2 separate regions of the Homo sapiens genome follow, and region 1 is linked to region 2. Evidence: chromatin loops called from intact Hi-C (ENCODE). Cell type or tissue: endothelial cell of umbilical vein. All regions are shown on one strand. Each heading gives the region's core, and the rest is flanking DNA. Links, peaks and the distances in the headings are about the cores only.

Region 1 (5,391 bases), core at 151-5,150, 250 kb before region 2:
CAGTGTATTATTTCTCTGTAACGATGCTTCCGGAGAGCACTTGGCTACCATGCATAGTGTCATGGAGCTGGCATACTTTAATTGCCATTATTTTTGGCAAGATGGCATTTTAAGTTTTTGTTCCCTAACTGCAGGATGGATAAATACAGTATTTGACTCATATGTTGATCCAAGGTTATTTTTATTCTCCAGCACCTTTCAATGTCACGCCAGAAAAAGGTGCAGCTCTTTCTGGGCAGTCCTCCTACAGGCCATCTAAAATATCCACACAGGGAGCATTCCTACGGCTTTCAGGAGCATCTGAAACAATCCACAGTGTGTTTAGCAGAAGTCAGTTGGGGGAAAGTGTGCTCTTTTTCTCTGTCTTCAGCATTCAGGCTGTTTTTAAAGTCAGAATGCTTTGCAAAGGGAAGAACTGTGCCAAGTCTTTATTTTCATATAATGCCATAACCTAGTGTTTTGGGGACCTCACTTATCCCAAGAAAGCTGTTGGGGATGGCCCCTGCAGAGACAGCTGACCCAAATTGTGACTTCTCTGAGGGAAGGGAAACCCCTCTAGGACAAACAGGAAGCGATCTTTCAGCATAATGTATCCCATTGGGAACAAGTAAACAGTTTGCTTTTCAGTTCAAAGCAGTGAATTCAAGACACATTCATCGGTTTTGGCTCAATGTGACTCTAAAATCAAGTCAAATGGAAGGACTTTACAATTCAGAACCTTAAGATTCTATTTGGCTGAACACTGAGGTTGAAGTGTTGAATTCCAACTCATTTTTGTTATTATTTTTTCTTCAGTCATTTCCAAAATACTGCTAAGTTTTGGAAATAAAATAAAGTGCTAAAGTGGTTTTCAGATCCATGGCCAGGCCTCTGTGGTATAAAAATAATTCCCCAAGGTATGGTGTTCAATGAAAAGTAAGTGTTAACGTATATATAAACAACAAAAATCAATCTTTCTTAAGTTGGGGTCTGGAGAAATTTAGATTTCCCTTTTCAATTTATTTGACTTTTCTCTGGAAGTTAATAGTTAAATTTATCTAGTTTTATTACCTTTAGAACTAATGAAACACAGTTCACTGGTTAAATAACATAATCATCTGCCAACATAAAGGAGAAGGATCTTACCCCTTACTTCATTAACCAAGACCCTTCACATAGTTAACAAGAAGCTGGCAATACAATGTACATATGCTACTTAGTCTATAGAGCTGACACTGAAAAGTGAGGTGGAGTCATTTTCTAATTTTTTCATTAGTATCCATAAAATAAAAATCTTCACAGAATCAAGATAAATCACAATTACACCATTTTCCAGTCTATTAGTCCTGCCATTCCCATAGAAGGAACTGATATTAGTCTGATAAGTTTTGTTCCCATAAATTATAATGCCAGCTACATAACAACCAAAACACCTTTTCTATTAGAAAAGTCTCAGAAGATTACATGCAGGATACAAAATGATAGTTTGGCCTACTAAATTCCTCAGTACTAACGAATTGTCTTCATTCTCATACAGGAGAGATTGGTGTAGCACTTGTTCAAGTGGTAGTTCATGGGTGGGTGATTAAGCTAATTCTGATTTTTAATGCTCTTTGAACCCAAAGCCAGTTCCAAGTAGCTCCAGTCCTGAGGACCAGAGTCTAGGCTGGGGCAGGTGATGTGTGGCCCAGGAACCCTTGGGTCTGCCCAACCGTAAGCCCACATGGGGCTCATGTCTATAACCAATTCAGTAGTCATATGCCTTCTGATCCAGTTTATAAACTCTGGGATAACTAACAAATATAAAGATACAGAAAGAGACATACACATGTACCATTTTCCCTCAGGTTTTTGCATGTTTGTTCTTTCTATGAAGGTCATTTTAAACATCTTAATGTAACAGTGAACCTGATAGTTCTGGTATCTCATGGTTCGAGCACCAGAAGTTACTTTTCCTACCGATCCAAATGCATTCTGCACAAGCTTGCTGAATTACCTATGCAGGCCTTGGTACCACACAATGTCTATTAGGGAAAAAAGCCAGGAACAACAGAGACATTGTGAAAAAGAAAACCACTCCTTAGTTTTCCTCCTGTAAAAACATTGAGTCCCTAGCCTTGAAAAATGAGCCTTTCTGATGTGGAATCCAAAGAGAAAATCACTGTAACTGAAGAAACATGGTACTGTTGATACACCTGTGTCCAAACAGCTGTTTGAATTTCTAAACCTAAAGGGAGCATGAGACACATATGTCATCTATTGTGTGGTGGTAGCAACTTGGAACTTCTGTCACTTTTGTTTTTGCCTTTGTTGCTTAGTTGGCAGATGCAAATGTGAAAGATATAGAGGCTACACAAAATAGTTTTATATAACCCAAGGAACAAAGGAAATGCATTTGGGATGGCAGGTGTGCCAGAGACCAGGTATTTGGTCTTGTGTGCCCCCTTGTGGTTGACATGTCAACACAGACAGAGGAACTACACTTAGCAATCAGGTAAATGAAAGATTTGCTGCCTACCTTTCTAGCCTTGTTTCTTGCTATTCTGCTATTGCTTCCCTTTCTGTACTCCAGCCATAATGGTTTTCTTTTAGTTCTCAAATTTGCCATATTCTCTTTTTGTTTCTGCTCCTATGTCCTTAGAATACTCTCTCAATCCATCCGTTCGCCTAGTTAACTCTTACTCATCCTTCAGAGTTCACCTTTGAAATCACTTCATCATGGAAGCATAACCTGACTTCATGTACTAGGTCACTGTTGTTTACGCTGCAAGCAATGATCAGTTGCTAGAAACACTTCTTTAAATCGAAATTGGAGCCAGCGGTTTTAGCTTTTGAATCTTGAAAATAAGTATCTGTCTCAGGAAACTGTCTAATACAAGTGGCCACCTTTCTTTTTACTGAGAGTTCTCAGAAGAAATGAAAGACCGAGTTTAATATGCACAACACAATTATTTTACATTGATGATGTTCCTAAAACTTCATCCAGTATATTGATCATTTTTATCCTTTGACTCTTTTCTCCTTCCACTATATACGTCTACTTTCTAGTAACACCCCTAGACTCCTTTTCCCCTATCATACCTATAGTATCACAGGCATTCAATTAACATTTGATTAGGATAATTTATTATTTTTAACATTATTGAAATCGAAATCCAAATTCTAATGAATTATAAATAAGTAAAAGGCATAGCTCTAACTTAAATAATCTTTATTTTTCTGAATGATTTGAATGCAAGTTGTAGATAAGATGATACTTCATTCCTAAATATTAAAATATGTACCTCTTAAGAATAAGAATATTCTCCCATAAAACCACAATGCTAACATCGCAACCAAGAAATATAATATTGATAAGTATGATCCAATATTCAATCCATATTCATATTTTCCAAAAAGGTTTGTAATAATTGTCATTGTTATTGATGTTGGGTCCAGGACTCTATCAAGAATTACTGTATTTGTTTAGAAAGCCTCTTTAAGCTCTTTAAATATAAAACTAATCTACTGGCTTTTATATTTCTCTTTTTCTGGTCATTTGTTACATTGACATTTTAAAAGGGTCTTCGTTTCAGGTAGTTTTGTACAATCTTACTTGTCTGATTGTTGCTCCAAGACTAGATTCAGTTTAAACATTTTGAATCCTTTTCCCTTGCCTTAAAAAAAAAAAAAAAAAACACTTAACAGTATATCCTGTAAATCACTGCATAGCAGTTCAAGGATCTTTTCCCCATTTTCTGTGTGCCTCTGTGTATATGGCACTTTATTGTGCAAAGTTCATTCAGTCATTCTTCTATGGATGGGCATTTGGGTTGTTTCCAGTATTTTGTTATTACAAATAATGATGCAATAAATAATTTTGTGCATATGGTTTTTTTTTTTTTGTACTTGTTAAGGTATATTTTTGGGGTAAATTACTAAAATTGGGGCTGCTGGGACAAAGAGTAAATGAATATGTATATTTATTAGATATTGGTAAATCCCCCTCCACAAGGTGGAACCACTGTGCTTTCCCATCAGCAATGTAGGAGAGTGGCTGTTTCTCCACAACCTTGCTAATAGGATGTGTTGTTGATCTTTTGAATTTTTACCAATCTGATACATGGGAAATGTATCTCAGTGTAGGTTGATTTATGCGATGCTTATGAATAAAGTTCGGTATCGTTTTATTTTAAATACCATTTGCAGTCGGCAAGGTGGTGGAATGAAGAGCCCCCCGAAATCACTCCCCCCGTAAAAATACAGCTAGAAAGTATTCCGGAATAAGAATACCACACTGAATTCAATAGAACTCAAGGGAGAAGTAGAGAACGCCCTGGGCTCACGAAACTGACAGAAGCTGAAGCCAGTTAGAGGAGTGGTCATTTTAGACTGTGCCACACCCTCCTCCAAGATAGAATAACATCACTCACACAGAATTTCCTTAGACCCATGGTTTCTGAAGTGGAAGGAGAAAATATGAGGTTGACATTTGATCTTTCCACTAGTCTACTCTGGTCATGTCCCACAAGAACCACTGGGAGTACCAGGAAGGCTGAACCATCTGGGTTGAATTGGGGACAAAATGCAGGGGTGCTGATTGCAGTAACTGATGTGCAGGGTAGCTGCCCTATGCTCTGATCAGTGGAGAGGTCACATGGATAAGACTGGCCAGAGCCACAGTGCTGCAAGGGGGCACAATCCACTGAAAGGCTCAAATCCCTGGCTGAATTTCCCACAAAGCTCAGGTGCTCCTTTGGAGCCTTCCCTTGACCTGGAAACAACCCAAAGGCTGGTGATTAAGTAGTGGCACTAACTTAAGTCTTTCTCAGACTGGGAAACAAGGGCAGCACAACAATTCAGTTCCTGTGCAGTGTTTACATTCCAATGCTCACTGTAAGTCTTCCGCAATCCGGGAAGCAACCGCAGAATGGCGGTTAAGCTCCAGTGTTAAGTAGTAAAAGCCTAACACCACCAAAAACACCAGCAAAAGCTGGAACAGGCAAATGGGGGAGGTCTCCTCCTATATGCAGGCATCAATGTAAAGATGTAAGGATTATGAAAACCCAGAGAACTATGACATCACCAAAAGAAACAAACAAAGTTTTAGTAATAGAGCTAGAAAAATTTAAAGATCTATGAAATATATGACAAAATTCAGAATAGTCCTCTTAAAGAAGTTTAGGGAATCACAAGAAAATGTGGATAGATAACTAAATGAAATTTTGAAATATCCAGAAACTAGTGAGCTATTTTACAAAGAAATAGAAACAATAATAATAAAAAGAAATTCTAGAAATAAAGGATACAATAAATGAACTCATTAGAAAGCTTTAACAACAGACTTGATCAAACAGAGGAAAGAATGAACAATCTTGAAGATAAAACATATGAAATTACCTATTCAAAGGAACAAAAATAAAAATGAATAAA
Region 2 (5,391 bases), core at 244-5,243:
AGGTATTCCATCCTCAGAAATAGAAGGGAAGGAGGAGGAACTCAGAGATGTCAAAGAGAAGATTAGTTGATGAAATTCATATGAGCTGAACTTTTATTTTCTCAGTGATACTAGGTAATCAGCTCAGGGCAAGGGAAGAGCTCCCGTGGGCAATGGGATACTGGAATACCAGATCAGACTCCTTTCTGCTGCTTAGTCATTAGTGATGGTCTAGAATTATCATCCCAGGCAGAAATATGAGATCCAACAATCATGAAATAGGGTTTAAAACAAGGAGGTCCAGAGACTTAAATTTATATTTTATAACAAATGATCTATTTTACTAGCTAAAGTGAAGGCCTTAAAATAGGTGTAATAGTGAAATATTTGAGGAGACAAAAAAGACCAGCCTTGCTAGGCTGACAGCACAATGTCAAAAGCTGATAGACTGTCCTTCTCAGGGTCTTCAATCCAAGAACATTGAAATGATTGAGATTTTAAGTACATCTCACTCTCTTTTGATAACTGAACTTGTTCAAGCTCTTCCAAACCTCCAATAATTGGAAACGTAAGGCATCAGAAATTACTGGTTGTCAGTCTGAAACCCATTCACCCTTCTTACATGTTTTCCTTTGGAAAATTCTCCCACTATGTGACTTAGTAAACTGAATAGTCTAAGCAATCATAAAAATCAAATTCCTTCACTATGGATTGGTTTAGACAGAAGTGTTCAACCAACTCTGGCCAATGAGACCCGAGGGAGTTGGCTGCAGGGCCTCTGGGTATGGTAAGGTGGTTTCTTCTTCCTCTGGACATTCTGATATTTGAATGTGACTCCTAGAAATATACAATCACATGGTGACCATGAAGGAACACACCAGGGGACAAAGCTAACAGACTGGGGATGATGGAAGCGAAGACAGAAAGGATATCTTTTAGACTCTACGTTAACCAACTTGGAACCATCATATCTCAGTCCTTCTTTTTAGGTGAGAGAACATATTTTTCCTCATATTTTAATTTTGTTGAGGTTTGTTATTTGTTGCAAATCCTGTCTTAACTGATTTAAGGTGGCCAGAGGAGAGATAAAGTCCCCTTTTCCAGCTATTCACAACTTACTCTTGTTGTCTGCTTGATCTTCCCAGTCAGCCAAGACACTTTTAACAGAGCCCTGGTGTGTTATAATGTACGTCCAACTATTGTTACACATGTACGTAACTACTTATGATTGTCAACCTCCCTGAGCATCATGATCATAAATAAAAGTTCTGTGTTTTGTGGAAGCAGGGGTTTTGAAAGAAGTGAGCTTTATGGCTCAAAACGTAACGACAAGCCACTTAAAGATATACAGATAAAAATCTTCATGAAGGAAGAAGAGGAAAACAGTTTTATTTCAAAACAGATAAATCTCTAATGAGCTTTAAGATATCTATGATTTGCTTTTAAAGAGCAGGCAATGAAAAAAGTGTTTCATCTGGAATATACTTCCTGACTTAAAAATAGCACTTGAAAAAATTTGCTCATTTCATTTGCAGACTGTTAATAGCAAAACTCATCTGGAGGATCTTTAAAATGCTCTGAAAGTAATCCCTGAAAGTATGGTCACCCAAAACTTTGTTTTATAAAATGCCAACCAAGGCTTCTCCATAAGGCCAAAACAAATAAGTTAATGAGAATATAACTAAATTCAGAAGAAAAATTACTAGCCCTTAAGAAAAATATATTTATTTGAAAATGTTCATTTACCTGCAAACACTATAAAACCAAACTCTACATTGGAGCTTTGATGTGATTGTATATTCTTATCATAAATATTTTTTAAAAATCAGAGGAAGTTACATAAGCAAAGGATGTATAAATAGTCTATTTTACTACAAAGAGTACAGCTTAAATGTTCCTATTTGGAATCATAATATAGTTCAGCAGCATAACACTACTGTGCAAGCTAATCATCAAGCCTTAAAAACATCACACATATACACACACAAATACGCTAACCAGTATTTTTGTCCCTTGAGATATATATATTTTCTCACAAATGTAAAGAAGCCTACACAGCTGTTTCCTTTAAAGATAAAAAGGGAAAAAAATTATTCTGCTGCAAAATACAACTAAAACAATTAGAATTAAAAAATGTTCACAACAAATATTTTTCAAAGGAATGTCCCAAAGACCTTCTCTTTAGTACACCCTACACATGACTGGTATCATAGTGGGAATCTACGAGATAGGAAAGAACTGCAGAACAGAAAGCAACGCAGACCTGGAACACAAAAAGAATTAAGATGAATGGGTCAGGAGATCTTGAAAACAACGGAGAGATGCCATCAAGTGGCTGAAGAAAGAATTCTTCACGTGGGATGGTTTTCCCAGACATCACCATCTGGTGGTCAATTGTGAGAATCATTTTAGACTGGTAAAACTGTACAATGTGAAATACTAGTCTTTCATGCAGTCCTTAATTTAAGGCTTGATAACTCCTCATTGACATTAAGAGAATACACTCCATTAACAATCTTTAAACACCATTTACATGACAGACTCATAAGGAATCATAAAATAGGAGTCACAATTCTACATAGGAGGGGAAGTACATTTAGAATTTGGCTTAAACAATTTTAGGGAACTTTTTTTCATAATAAATTCAAATTGAATAGCTATTTACAACTGTATTTAACTTGAAGCTATAATTTTTACCTTCCCTTCCCATATCTGTTGGCAGCCTAAAGTTGGGATCGTAAGTTTTTATTGTTATTGTTCTCATTTTGCTTTTTATTTTTACCTAAAATAGATCTTATAAATCATTTTATTTATGAATTCATTTATTTACATCTTCAAAAATTATTTTTGGACCATCTTCGTTGGACTGGGCACTGATTTAGGCACTGGTTATACAATGGTGAGCAAAATGGGCATACTGCTGTCCTTAAGCTTATAATCCAGTGTAGGTGACACACACTCAAGAAAAGTATTGGTTTACTCATTTGAAATCTATGTACTGAGTATATATTTCTTATGCCTTGTTCAGGGAGACATTAATGAGCAAAATAGATAAGGATTCCTAGTCTCAAGGAGCGCTTTGGATTATAAAGGAGGATGTGAACAAAGGTCGAGGGAAATGACACTGAACCTTTGATGTGAAACATGAGAAAGAGCCAGCAGTAAGAAGGGCAGGGGGCAGGAGCCAGAAGCAGAGGGATCAGGATTGCAGGTGCATATGCAAAGGTCCTAAGATTCATTGGGGGAGGGGAGGTAGGCAGAGTAGCTACAGGACAACGAACAAAGGGGAGAGTAAGATGACCTGGGACCAGAGAGGTAGGAGAGGATAGGTCATTGCAGAATGTTGTAGGTAATGGAAGAGAGGGGGTTTGATTTTCGGTTTAAGAGCAGTGGGAAGCCACTGAAAACATAGTCACAGGAGTGACATGATTTGCTTTGTTCCAAAAAGATCAGTTCAACTGCTTTTTGGAAGATGGATAGAGAAATGGATGGATGAATGGATGGATGGGAAGATAAGTATTCTTGTACTTTTAGAGAAAGTTTCCTTTTATTGTTTTTCTAAGAGAAAAATGAGTTTGATAACAATTTTCTGAAGCCATATCCCAAGACTTCTACCAGCTTCATTAATATTGGTGGATGGCATTTTTTGACCTGCAAGTATTCCTGATATACATTCTTGTGCTCAGGAAATCAGAAAATACAAAGATTAATGCTCACACTGCCTTATTCACCAGTTATAATTCTTCACTTCCTCATGTGAACTCCCCTATCATAGCATTAATCTTACCCTCTGATAAATTAACTTTGTTCTGAGTTCATCTTCTCTACAAGACTAAATGCTTATATCTTCTCTCATTTTTTTGCAATCCCATAATGCTGTCTTTCATTCTTGGGAGCTTTATCATAAATGTTTATTTAACTAAATAAAAAAATTATAGTTTAATATTAATTCATTGTACCACAGAATTTTAACTTTTAACATTAGAATACTCACTTCTCCAAAGGAATTTTTTTAATTTTTAGTTTTTAAACATGGGTACATAGGTATATATATGGGGCACATGAGATATTTTGATACAGGCATGCAATGTATAATAATCACAACATGGAAAATGGGTTATTCATCCCCTCAAGTATTTATCCTTTTTGTTACAAACAATCCAATTATACCCTTTTAGTTATTTTAAAATATACAATTAAATTATTTGGCTATAATCACCCTGTTGTGCTATAATAGGTCTTATTCATTTCTATTTTGTTTTTTGTACCCATTAACCATCTTCTCCTGCCCCCACCCTCCCACCATCCTCTCCACCTTCTGGTAACCATCCTTCTACTCTCTATCTCTGTGTGTTTAATTGTTTTGATTTTTAGTTCCCACAAATAAGTAAGAACTTATGTTTGTGTTTCTGTACCTGGCTTATTTCACTTAATATAACCACTTCCAGTTCCATCCGTGTTGTTGCCAATGATAAGATCTCATTCTTTTTTATGGCTGAATAGTATTCCATTTCCTTATTCATTCATGTGTTGATGGAGACTTAGATTGCATCCAAATCCTGGCTATTGTGAATAGTGCTGCAATAAACATGGGAGTGCAGATATCTGATATACTAATTTCCCCAAAGGAAAATTTAGATTGAAACCAATTTAACTTTTTTTTTTTAGGTTCTCTAATTATGGCCAATTGAGGTAGCATGTATGGTTCCTCATAAAATCTGCTGCTCAGCCCTTCAGACAAGGTGGATACAGCGTATCAGGGTAACACAGTGGTTTTTCGTGGACTGTTATTGGACATTCTGGGTTCTGTTCATTTCCTTTAAAGCCATGACACGTTTATCAGACATTGACATTGCTTTGTTCACCTTTCTAAAAATGACAGCTTATGATACAAACCGCCTCTGTCCCAACAAGTTCCTCCATCAACACAGAATTCTGCTGTGAAAGGCACTTTCCAGGACCAACTTATTTCTTCATAAAATTATGCAATTTTTATTAGGAGTAGGTTTCAGTGACTAAAATGCCCTGCATTCAGGGAGCTAAGAGGAGCCATGGGAGAAACAGCCCACAAAATAACGGGGAGATTTGCTATGGAACTTTCAAAAATAATAGAAAGACTTTTTCTTTCTTTTTTGTGACAGAGTCTCATTCTGTCACCTAGGCTGGAGTGCAGTGGAGCAGTCATGGCACATTGCGGCCTCGGCCTCCTTGGGCTTAAGTCAATCTCCCTCCTCAGCCTCCCAAGTAGCTGGGACCACAGGCATGCACACCTCGCCTGGCTAATTTTGTCTCTTTTTTTTTTTTTTTTTTTTTTAGAAGTGCAGTCTTTCAATGTTGCCCAGGATGGTCTTGAACTCCTGAGGTCAAGCAATCTGCCTGCTTTGGCCTCCTGAAGTGCTGAGATTACAGGCA

Evidence for each region. Hi-C counts contacts between places; a loop is a spot of excess contacts. Peaks named below come from ENCODE experiments on the same cell type or tissue, not always from the same donor. Only the 100,000 strongest peaks of a DNase experiment are listed, where the experiment ranks them.
Region 1: it touches region 2 in a loop (8-fold over the local background); 8 of 110 quality-filtered maps call a loop at or near these places.

The regions. Positions count from the first base shown.
Region 1 is chr9:70,999,556-71,004,946 of GRCh38, forward strand. All of the region lies in intron 1 of TRPM3 (transient receptor potential cation channel subfamily M member 3), which reads right to left. Among named protein-coding and RNA genes, the nearest start is that of TRPM3, 120 kb to the right of the region's middle. In endothelial cell of umbilical vein, for the core only: a CTCF peak has its summit at 2,459 (motif pointing left); no DNase peak of the experiment used is centred there.
Region 2 is chr9:71,247,577-71,252,967 of GRCh38, forward strand. It overlaps a transcript of TRPM3 not described here. Among named protein-coding and RNA genes, the nearest start is that of TRPM3, 130 kb to the left of the region's middle. RefSeq lists a silencer at 2,177-2,471. In endothelial cell of umbilical vein, for the core only: a CTCF peak has its summit at 2,358 (motif pointing left); a DNase peak (open chromatin) is centred at 2,315; H3K27me3 peaks cover 576 bases.